Linked DNA regions of Homo sapiens: region 1 is linked to region 2. The links are chromatin contacts, found by Hi-C or POLR2A ChIA-PET in ENCODE. All regions are on one chromosome and are shown on one strand. Each heading gives the region's core, a stretch centred on a gene start or an enhancer-like site at or near the end of the contact. The rest is flanking DNA. Distances are from core to core; before and after follow the strand shown.

Region 1 (5,575 bases), core at 938-3,437, 100 kb after region 2:
GCAACAAAATAAAAAATTGACATAGGACAGTCTTCTAGGTGCTAGAAAAAAAAAGAAAACAGATGAATGCTACTCCATTAAACTTAAAATCTTTTGTGCATCAAATGACACAATCATCAGACTGCAGAGACAAACTGCAGAATGGTAAAAAGTATTTGCAAATCATATATCTAATAATTGGTTAATATCCAGAATGCATAAAGAACTCCCACAACTCAATCACAAAAAATAAAATAACCTGATTAAATAATTGGCAAAGGACTTTAAGAGACATTTCTCCAGAAGTGGTATACAGATGACCAACAAGCACGTGAAAAAGTGCTCAATGTCACTCATCATCTAAGAAATGCAAATCGGAACCACAGAGAAGTATCACCTCATACTCATTAGGATGGCTACTATTAAAGAAAAATAATGACTCTTGTTGAGAATGTAAAGAAAGTGGAACTCTTGTGCACTGTTGGTGGGATTGTAAAATGATACAGCTGCTACGGAAAGGAGCATAGAGGTTCATAAAAAATTAAAAATAGTAATCCCAGCACTTTGGGAGGCCAACTCAGGTGGATCACTTGAGGCCAGGAGTTCGAGACAACCCTGGGCAGCATGGCAAAACCCTATCTCTACTAAAAATAAAAAATTTAGCTGGGCGTGGTGGCACACACCTGTAGTCCCACATACTTGGGAGGCTGAGGCGTGCGAATTGCTTGAACCCAGGAGGCAGAGGCTGCAATGAATGGAGATCGCACCACTGCACTGCAGCCTGGGCAACAGAGTGAGACTGTGTCTCAGAAAAACAAACAAACAAACCTCTCATGTGATCCAGTAATCCCAGTTTTGTGTGCATGTATATATATATATATATCCAAAAGAATTGAAAGCAGGGTCCTATAGATAATTGCACATCCATGTTCATAGCAGTGCTAGTCACAATAGCCAAGAGTGGAAGCAACCCAAATGTCCATCAGCAGGTGAATGGATAAACAGAATGTGCTGCATACATACAATGGAGTATTATTCAGCCTTAAAAAGGGAGGAAATCCTGTCATATGCCATGCTACAACATAGATGAATCTTTAGGACATTATAGTAAGTTAAGTAAGCCAGTGACAAGAAGGTAAATACTGTATGAATCCACTTATAGTAAGTTAAGTAAGCCAGTGACAAGAAGGTAAATACTGTATGAATCCACTTACATGAGGTATGTAGAGGAGTCAAACTCATAGAGACAGAAAGTACAATGGTGGTTGCTAGGGGGAGGGGGTAGTGGGAAAAGGGGAGTTGGTATTTAATGGGTATAGAGCTTCAGTTTTGCGAGATGAAAAAGTTCTGGAGATCTCTTGCACAACAATGTGAATGTAATTAACATCAATGAACTGTATATTTAGAAATGGTTAAAATGGTAAATTTTATGTAACATGTTTGTTTATTTGTTTTTTACCACAATTTTAAAAATTTCACATTTATCACCTGGCACTAATTTTACTACTTCATTGAGTATTTCAACATCTTACTTGAAGTTGCAAACCCCAAGGCCACAGGCTGAATGTGGCCCATGGACAATCAGTTTTTGACAAATGTGAAATAGTGGTCAATATTTTTTAAAAATTAGGAACTTTCACATCAAAACCCCTATATCTCGCTTCTCTTGGAAAACTGGAGAATCTGGAAATTCCAAGTCCCTAGTCTGTCCAATCAACAAATGGCTGTAGCTGAGGAGCAGCACCCCACTTTCAGTCCTAGGCATGAAATTCAGATTCATTTCTCTCACTCTCGAATTTCTTATACAAGACCCAAGTCCTCGTGCAGATATACTAACTTCCTGGCCACAGTATTTGTAGGTTTAAGATATTAAACTTCTTAATTCCAAATGCATCCAATAATAATAGACCGTAGATGGTGGATGCTCTGCGAGCTCCCACACTAACTTCTTTTTAGAGACACTAATTTCTAGGTTTCTGCTTCTGTTTGAGGTCCTAGAGTTATCATCTCTGTATTTCTATATGAACAAATATAGTCCCAATGCCCTTTTTTCTTTTGCCATTTTGCGTACAGCAAATGTCCTGCAAGTCATGTTCTAAATATAGATGTGTTAAATTTCAAATGTGAAAGTTTTTGAAGGGTCTAAAGCCAGTTTGCTAATCAGGGAAATGCTGTGATTGGCGCCAGCACTTGCAGTCCCTGAGGGGGATTGTGAAATCCGGCCTCCGCAACTGTGATTCAAGTCTGGGATGAAAGAAAACTCCATGATCGCTGAAGAGCTCTCCAAGTTGTTTTCTTCTTAACAGCGTGGTGGTGGTGGTGGTGGTTTGAGTGTCATAACAGAGAAAAGACAAATACATGTTCCTGAGTTCATTTTACTAGTACTGGATTAATAGTATGGTAACAAATCATTATTTTGCAAGCAAAAACAACCATGTTTTGCAATTCTTTATGTGCAAGTTGTAAGAAAATGCCTGTCAATAGAAAGGAATCTAGAGACCCAAGAGGCTCAAGACCTCTTCATGGCAAGTTAAGAAGAATGGCTACTTATGCAAAATATAAAAACCTTGGGTATTTGAAAGTTCAAACTGGCACAGTTTTTTCTCTTTTAAATCTTATTATTCTGTTGTTTTTCAAGATAGGGCTGGTGGCATCTAATGGCAAGTAGAGGCAAAATACTGGAATGCAGCAGTTGTGCGTTTTTCAAAGCTATGCACTGCATGACATCCCTGTGTGTGCATTTAAGTGTGTATGCAAGAGGCATTATTAGAACTGCCTATATGTTTCATGCTGGGTCTATTTCATTGGTGCAGTAGAACTTGGAAAATGCAGTTTCATGCTTTGAATAATAGTGAACAACAGTAGAGGAGGCCTTAGTTTCCAAGACTGGTGGAGCAGAGGTATTCGGGGAACTTTCTGGGAATGAGACTTGGATAATTAAGTTGCTGTGCCCTGAGAGTTGCTCCTTGAAGTAGAGACGGATGTGCTGAATCCTCATCTGTACTTGCCAGAAGTGAAGCTGTCATCTAGCACAGTTGCTGCCTCTGTTTTTGAAAAGAGATATGACTAGTTGATTCCATCACTATCTGATGCAGAATTTTCAAAGATGAGTAGTGGATCAGAGAAACGAAACAAAACAAAGCCAACTGAACTAAACTGTGTTGCTAGCTGAAAGGGTCTGATAGTGAGCAAAGGGCCAGATGTTTGGAGTTGCTTTCTTCAATTTTATTTCACTGCTTTTATCCATTAAATTGGTCAACAGCAGCACTCACTGGTAAAAATAGGAACAACAGATTCAAGTTTTCCTATGTGCTGTTACAGTGATGCCCTTTTTTTCTTTCCTCTCTCATCTCCTTGCTTTTTCCTTCCCTCCCTTCTTAAGCTCAAGCTTTCATTATATGATTTTTTTTTTAAATTCCAAAAGAATAACGATAGTGTATAGATAAAATGTGGTTAATTTCCCTACTCACCATCCCTAATCCTACTCTTCTAAAGAAATCAATATTAAGAGTTTGGTTTATATCAACAATCCTTCCCCAACCCATGCAAATAAGATATGTATCTAGAGAAATTTGTTTTTCTAATTTTTACAAAAGTGGACTCGTTCTGGGTACAGAATCTTGTAACTTGACTTCCCTGGCATTATTTTATTGGCATCTCTCCAAATCAGTACATTTAGCTCAAAATCGCTACTTTTAATGGCTAATTTTTTTAATAGTATAGTTTTATCACAATTTATTCATAAAATTCCTTATTGATTGATTCCTCTGCCCCACTAAAAATTTCCTCTCCTCCACTAAAAAGATAGCATTGCATATTTTAATTACACATACATATTTTTAAAGCTTTACCCTGTATAATATTTGAAGAGGAAAATTAAAGGGTTTCTAAATGTTTCATTTGCTTTATTACTTTAAATTTTTTCTTGTTTTATGGGCTAAAGTCTTTAGCTTTTTTTTTTTTTTTTTTTTTTTTTTTTTTTTTAAACAGGGTCTCCCTCTGCCACCCATGCTGAAGTACAGTGGTGCAATCACCGTTCCTGGGCAACCTCGATTTCCTGGGCCGAAGTGATCTTCCCACTTCAGCCTCCTGAGTAGCTGGAACTATAGGCGCTTGCCACCACACCTGGCTAATTTTTTTGTATTTTTTGTAGAGATGGGGTTTCGCCATGTTGCCCAGGCTGGTCTTGAACTACTAGGCTCAAGCAGTCTGCCTGCTTCGGCCTCCCAAAGTGTTGGGATTACAGGCGTAAGCCACTGCACCCAGCCAGATTTTCTAATTTGCTGATTTACCTCTTTGAATTTTTGCATTATAGCTATCTATGCTGTATAGTGAAGGATTTCTCAAGCTCGGCATTTTAGTCATTTTAGGTCATATAGCTCTTTGGTGTGAGTAGCTGTGCTGTGTGTTGTGGAACACGTAGCGTCCCTGGCTTCTACCCATTAGATGCTCATAGCATGCACCCTCTCCCAATGCTCATAGCATGCACCCTCTCCCAATGCTCAAGTTATGATGACCAAAAATGTCTCTAGTCACTGCCAGATGTTCCTTGGGTGGAAAAATTGCTCCTGTTGAGAACCACTCCTATAATGTATATAAGGTATATATTTAAAAACCCAGTTATGTGGAAGAACACTACTTTTCTTTATGTATTCACCAACACTTGGCAACATGAATGTAATGTCACATGCATTAGAAGTGAATCTCAGTATTGGGCCCCAGATAGTGAGCTTCACTTAGTTCCTGTGTACAAGCCAGCACTGGAATGATCTTCAGTTTATGCCATTTTGGTATCCATAATGGCACATAGACAACAGTGTCCTCATTTATAAGTTGTGCTATCTCAATCAGACAGTTTGAATATTTTCTGGCTGTGGTGGGGCAACACCTACTCAAATGAGGCAGGAATGCCATTTGCGTCTGACATCATTTTCTTCGACTGGGATTTGAGCAGTTCACGAGGCACCCATTGTCCCACCCATGTCACCCCAGCTATATGAAGTGTATAGGAGGCAGTGGCATCCAGGTAGCCAACGACCTCTTTCCTCTCCTAGTATCTTTTCTACAGAGTCTCCCCCAACTTCTGGCCTTGAGCAAAATAGCCCCATTGGGAAGATCACTGAGGGAAACTGCTGTTTCCACATATTCTATAATCTTTTTCTGTGAAAAGGTGAGCTATATATATAATTATTTAAGTTTCTTCACATTTGCAGGTGGCTATTGTGGTTGGTCTGCTTAACGAAATAGGGTGTGGTGTTATGTATGTGAACAAAGCTGGGCATCAGGCCCTTCATCAGAAATGTGACCCCTTATTAAAGCATTGTTTTTTGTTTTTACAGAAAGTCAGATGGCTTTGTGTTGTTTGACGTGGTTCCTTTTCCAAATAGATGACTGTAAAGATGACCTGATGATCCTATGGACTGGGCTATAAACTTTGTGCATCTCCCTTCTTGTGCCTTAATGGCAAGGTAAGATGCTGGAGAACCAATTCTCATGTCCTTGGTTGGCATTTTAATCGTGGTAGCTTGGTCATCAGGGTAATGGCAACACGTTAAAATTCACATGCATTAAAAAAATAGCAGTGTCATCCAGGCTG
Region 2 (5,890 bases), core at 3,028-5,527:
AAGAAAAGCCAGCACATGACTCATAAAAATACCCCTTGAAAAGGAAAGTTAGAAAAACAGAGAAACATTCAAATGAAATGAATTCTACTAGTTCAGAGTCTGGTCCAACAGAAGGTTCCTCGTGGCCTGTCAAGTCACAGACACGGGGGGATTTGAGATCCTCTCTGCCATAGCTCCCTCCATTGAGTTGGGGAGGTTAGGCAGATGGCTGCTGTGTGTGTGTGTGTGTGTGTGTGTGTGTGTGTGTGTGTGTGTGTAGCTGAGCAAGATAAATGTGGAGCTGCCTCAGGCCGCAAGTGAGTTACCTGATTCCCAGTCTCCCTGACTCCCAATTCTCAGTCCATCTGCCTGCCAGGCCCTGCCTGGGCGTCCTGCAGTGTAGAGGCTTCCGGTCCGTGTGGGCCTAGAGTAAATACCACCTGCTCCTTGGCTGCAGGTGTTGCAGTAGCTAAGATGAACTGCAGCCCTGAGCAGTTCATCTTAATGAGGAAGGGAGGAAGGAAGGAAGGGACTTTACTGAGTACAGCAAAACTCTTTAACCATTTTGAAAGGACTCTTGCTTTCTCTGCATGGCAGTGTTCTGCAAGGAGTATTGGCCTTTATTATTGGATTATGATTTCTTTCCCCATCCCATCTTGTGTGATGGAGGAGTAAAGGTTTTAAAGGCATGGATTCAAGGCTTATTTTTTTCCTTGGTGGCTGAATGACCTTGGGCATATATCTTTTTATCCTAGTTTTCCTGTCTGTAGGTGGAGAAAAATAACATTTCTCTAGGTATTCATGAAGACAGAGATAACCCCTGGGAATTCCCAGAAGATGGTTTAGCACATAGTGTGTGCTCATAATAAACGTTGCTTGTTCCTCATTACCAGAATAGGGAATAAACGGTTATAGGCACAGAGGACTTAAGTCCTTACTCAAACTCAAACAATATTTGGTAGCCAAGTCGCGACTAAGATTCAACGCTTTTGCCTTTGCCCTCAGTGTGGATGCTAACCTAGGCTATTCTGTCTCCCTGCAGCCCACCCTGTGCTCAGTGGCAGCTGTGGTGGACAGTCTCTGATGTTCAAGTGCCTGAATGGCTCTGCTCTCTGTTTTAGGGCTTTCTCTAAAACTGCAGAAGTCACTCCATTTCCAGCAGGACAAACATGGAAGTGTGGGGTGGGAGGGGGTTCATATACTCCAGAGGCAAACACAACCTATGCAAGTCAGAAGTCAATACAAAAGGCCCTTCTGAGGTTCCCTTATATGATTAAGCCCCAGTTGCCTAGAGCAGTAACTGGCTTATTCTATACGTGTTACTGGCTTTTATCCCTTTCCTTGTCTTATTCCTCTCCACTACCTCCTTCTGCTTCCTGGGTCTCAGATAAACCATCTGCACCCAAGTCCTTATCTTAAGCTCTGCTTTGGGGAAACCCAACTAAGACACCATTTGTTTACTCTGTCTTATGTAAGGACCCTACATGGTTTTGCTTTTTGCCTCTATTCTTAGGACTGTGAATACCTTACCCAAAGAAGAACGTGTAATAAGTTTATTGAGAAGGAACTATGTGCCAGACAATGTGCAAAGGAAAAAAAGTTAATACAAGTCTAATGTAACAAAAAAAGCTTCTCCTCCCCCTCCCCCTCCCCCTCTTCCTCCTCCTCCTTCTCATCCTTCTTCTTCCTCTTCTTCTTCTTCTTGACAGAGCTTTGCTCTGTCTCCCAGGCTACAGAACAGTGGTGTGATCTCAGCTCACTGCAACCTCTGCCTCCCAGGTCCAAGTGATTCTTGTACCTCAGACTCTGAGTAGCTAAAATTACAGGCTGCTCCACCACACCTGTCTAATTTTTGTACGTTTTAATACAGACAGGATTTCACCATGTTGTCCAGGCTGGTCTTGAACTCCTGGCCTCAAGTAATCCACCACCCTCAGACTCCCAAAGTGCTGGGATTACAGGTGTGAGCCACCATGCCTAGCCAACTTTTCTTCTAATCGTGCTGGTGTGAGTTATATCTGTGGAAGGACAAATAAATCTACCTCTTCCTTCTTCATACAGAGAGTAAAGGGAATAGCCAACCAGGTCTGAGATTCTAATCATATTAAATAACAGACGGGATGTCATAGGCTCTGTGGCTGCTTTGCCGTGCCAGAGGACAAAGGTCCTGGGTTAGATGGTTTCTTCTAGAACAGAGCCCCTTAATGAGCCTTTGGAGATAAAGAGGTAGGTGCAGTGTTAAGGTGGGAGCTGAAGAGCTAAAAACACAAATGTTTAGGAAGAGGTTATAGGTGACTATAGGAAAGAAAAAGTTAGCAAGGTCTGGGAATGCAGCAAGGGAAAGACCCCAGGGGTGACATGTCCAGTGACAAATTTCCACAGGGAAATACCGAATGAGCCTTTAAGTACAGGTAGTGTCTTACTCTCTTTGTGTTGCCATAAAGGAATACCTGAGACTGGGTAATTTATAAAGAAAAGAACTTTATTTGGCTCACAGTCCTGCAGGCTGCACAAGAAGCATGGTGCCAGTGTCTGCATCTGGTGAGGACCTCAGTCTGCTTCCACTTATGGCAGAAGGCAAAGGAGAGCTGGGTGTGCGGAGATCACATCACATGGCCAGAGAGGAAGCAAAGCAGAGATGGGAGAAGGTGACAGGCTCTTTTTAATAACCAGCAATCACGGGAACTAACAGAGTGAGAACTCACTCACACCTTCCCCCTCCTGAAGGAGGACATTAGCCTATGCATGAGATATCTGCCCCCATGACCCAAACACCTTCCACCAGGCTCCAACTCCACCACTGGGGATCAAATTCTCACATGAGGTTTGGAGGGGCAGATGTTCAAACCATAGCAGGGAGGTTGGCTTGATTGATGTATTGTGCTGGGAGATAATTACCCTCTGCTGCCCCTAACCAGTTTTGGGCATGGGCCACACAATTGTCTTGTGTTAACCAACTCTTGATAGGGATGGATAATGAAATTCTCCACATTTCCTTCAACATGGGGCAGAAAAAGATACAGAAGAAACAGGAAATCAGAGAAGCTACTGGAAGAAAAGCAACTCCCCCACTAAAAATACCGAGGGATCCCTGGGTTTCATGTATAGAGGGGAGGGTGAACTTGAGCCAGAATTTTCTATAAGGTAAAGAGACTCAAAAAACTGAATTTTAGGGTCTGGGGAACACCAAATGATTGTATTACAAATTTGTTATCCCATTTAATTCTCAGTGAGGATGAAGAGGCTCAGGGGAATTAAAATGACTGGTCTGAGGTTTCAAAGGTGGAATTTGAACTCAGCTCTGACTTCAGAGCCTCACATTACAGGCATGCTCCAATTGGCTATGTTAGACCAGAAAATGATTCAGTTCTCACTCAGATATACCCATTCCATTTCAGACCAGGCTTTTTAAATCCCTGGTTTAAAATGGTTTTCACATGGGCTAAAAATATAAGATAAAGGACTTGAAGATTCATCAAATTTGTTCTTCCCTCTTTTACCCTCTAATCATCAGAGAAGAAATTAGTTCTTCCTTCCACATTTTATTCATCTTCAAAATCTTGAGTGGGTCACATACATGCACACACACACACACACACAGACATACACAGAGAATCTACCTGGGAAAGTGAAAACTGACGTTGTGTATACGCCACTGCATTTCTTTGCTGATCAAGTACAGAAGGAAATGTTTGGTTGGGTGCTTGAGACTTCTGTACAGGAACCAGGGATCAGGTTGTTGAAATGATACCCATTCTAGTATTTGAATTGTGTCAGAAAAGAACAACATGGCCTGTGGTCTTCCATGCATACATTCAGCACAATAAAAAAATCTCTTTAAGGTTTCCAACGATTTCATATCATGGTATAGGAGAAAGCATTCATTCATTCATTCAAGAAATACTGAGTTCCTTCTATGCGTCAGGCACTGTTATAGTCACTTGAGATCAAAGCAGACTAAAAAAATCATTTCTGCTCCTGTGAAGTAACAAAGAAAGACAGAAAATAAACAATAAGAATAAATAAGTGATACAGTGTGTTAAAAGGCGATAAATGCAATGAAAAGGGGAAAAACTAGCGTGACATAAAGGGGAATGGGAATGGGTAGGTTGTGAATTGCTGTTATAAATAGGGTAGGCTGACTACGACTCATTGAAAACGTGACAGTTGTGGCTCGAATATGGATAATACATGAACAAAACAATTAGAAAGCCTGGGGAATGTTTCTGATTCTGGCTTTTGGCATCCACATTCTGAGCTGGAAGCTTTGCCTGTCTCATGACTGTGTCTGTGAAATTCCACAGGGAGGCAGCATGTCCTAGTGATGACTGCAGCCTTGAGGGATTTCCAAGGTGACGGCTTTTGCTTCCAATTACAGAGGAGGGTCTAAGGAATCTGTCTTTGGACTGTTTGTAAAGGCACTTTCCCTTTCCTGATTTCAAGATGTTAGCTAGACGTGGCTGCATGGCTCTTTGTAACCATGACAGCAACACTTGCTTTCACATATTGAGGATTTAATACTATATGCCATATGTTAAACGCAATATCTTCTGTAACCTTCTTTTTTTTTTTTTTTTTTTTTTGAGACGGAGTCTCGCTCTGTCGCCCAGGCTGGAGTGCAGTGGCGGGATCTCGGCTCACTGCAAGCTCCGCCTCCCGGGTTCACGCCATTCTCCTGCCTCAGCCTCCCAAGTAGCTGGGACTACAGGCGCCCGCCACTACGCCCGGCTAATTTTTTTTTTTTTTGTATTTTTATTAGAGACGGGGTTTCACCGTTTTAGCCGGGATGGTCTCGATCTCCTGACCTCGTGATCCGCCCGCCTCGGCCTCCCAAAGTGCTGGGATTACAGGCGTGAGCCACCGCGCCCGGCCTTCTGTAAACTTCTTATAATTTCTGGGCTTGATCTTGTTATAATGTCACCATTTCTCAGATGAGAATTCAGAGGCTCAGAAGCACATCGCGAGAGAATGTGGGAACCAGGATTAGCCATAAAGTCTTTGGAAAATCTTTGGATGCTAAGTTGATAGAAGAAAGGAATCTTTTTAGATGGGTTTGTGAAACCTAGTTGTTTCAGATTGGATTCGGTTCAGTGAATTTGAAAGCTAGAAGCTTGAAGATCAGCAACAACAGGGTGATAGTAATAACCAGTTTCATTGAGCAATACCAAGTGCTGTGCTAAATGCTTCACATACGCCATGTCATTCAATCCTCAATCACAGTGCTGAACTGCTTCAGATGAGGAAAAGAAGTCACTGACTGTGTGCTCACTGCATGGCAGGCATTGTATACATTGCTATATCAATGTCTCTCCCAAAATCACTTCATTTGTCAATGTAAGATGTCATCATTATAAATATTCAAACAATACAAAATTATGTTAAGGGAAATAAAACAAAGTCAAAAATCTCTTTCCCTAATGTTAACCCCCGCCAACGTGAGAGTCTATATGTATTCTTCCCAAATTAAAAAAGTAATTATCTGTATCTGAAGCTATATCAATGTAACAGTTGAACATTGTGAATTTTTTAAAAATAGTGTAGTATAATATGAAAATTACATCTCTTTCAATCTCACTACCTAGAAATAATTTCTTATAGCATATTTTTTCTGGCAATAGCTACTATAACTTTAAACAATATATTTATGCTTTTTGTTCTTGATTTCTCAATTTTGAAACACAACTACTCACTCCTTGCTGGCTTGTTATTACCCAACAACCTCCGATTTTTGTTAACTCTATTTTTAATGTTTTTTCTACTGATTAATTTTGGGGCATTGAAGAGTCTATATAAATCCCTATTTTTGATATATAAAACTTAGAACATGCCAGTTAGCTTTTTAAAAAAACAAATAGATGAAATTAATGCACTTACATTTATGCCACCTCCTGTTGTTCAGCTTTCTCCTGAC

Evidence for each region. A loop is a pair of places that touch in the nucleus more often than their neighbours do. ChIA-PET counts read pairs that join two places held with the same protein, here RNA polymerase II (POLR2A). Pooled maps may share reads with other maps.
Region 1: a loop to region 2 is called in a map of Caco-2, with 29 times the contacts of the local background. The contact joins two enhancer-like sites. A Hi-C loop is called at or near these places in 93 of 168 maps with a recorded cell type or tissue (A673, Caco-2, Calu3 and 49 more), 4 of 37 single-sample maps with no recorded cell type and 38 of 50 pooled maps. POLR2A ChIA-PET finds 5 or more read pairs at or near these places in 3 of 52 experiments (AG04450, BJ and MCF 10A).

Annotation. Positions count from the first base shown.
Region 1 is chr3:69,789,069-69,794,643 of GRCh38, forward strand. The region is part of intron 1 of MITF (melanocyte inducing transcription factor); the gene reads left to right. Among named protein-coding and RNA genes, the nearest start is that of MITF, 52 kb to the left of the region's middle. Within about 2 kb of position 2,188, at least 12 of the 41 ENCODE cell types and tissues checked have a DNase peak (open chromatin) inside an H3K27ac peak, as active enhancers do.
Region 2 is chr3:69,686,979-69,692,868 of GRCh38, forward strand. No RefSeq gene overlaps it. Among named protein-coding and RNA genes, the nearest start is that of MITF, 50 kb to the right of the region's middle. Within about 2 kb of position 4,278, at least 2 of the 41 ENCODE cell types and tissues checked have a DNase peak (open chromatin) inside an H3K27ac peak, as active enhancers do.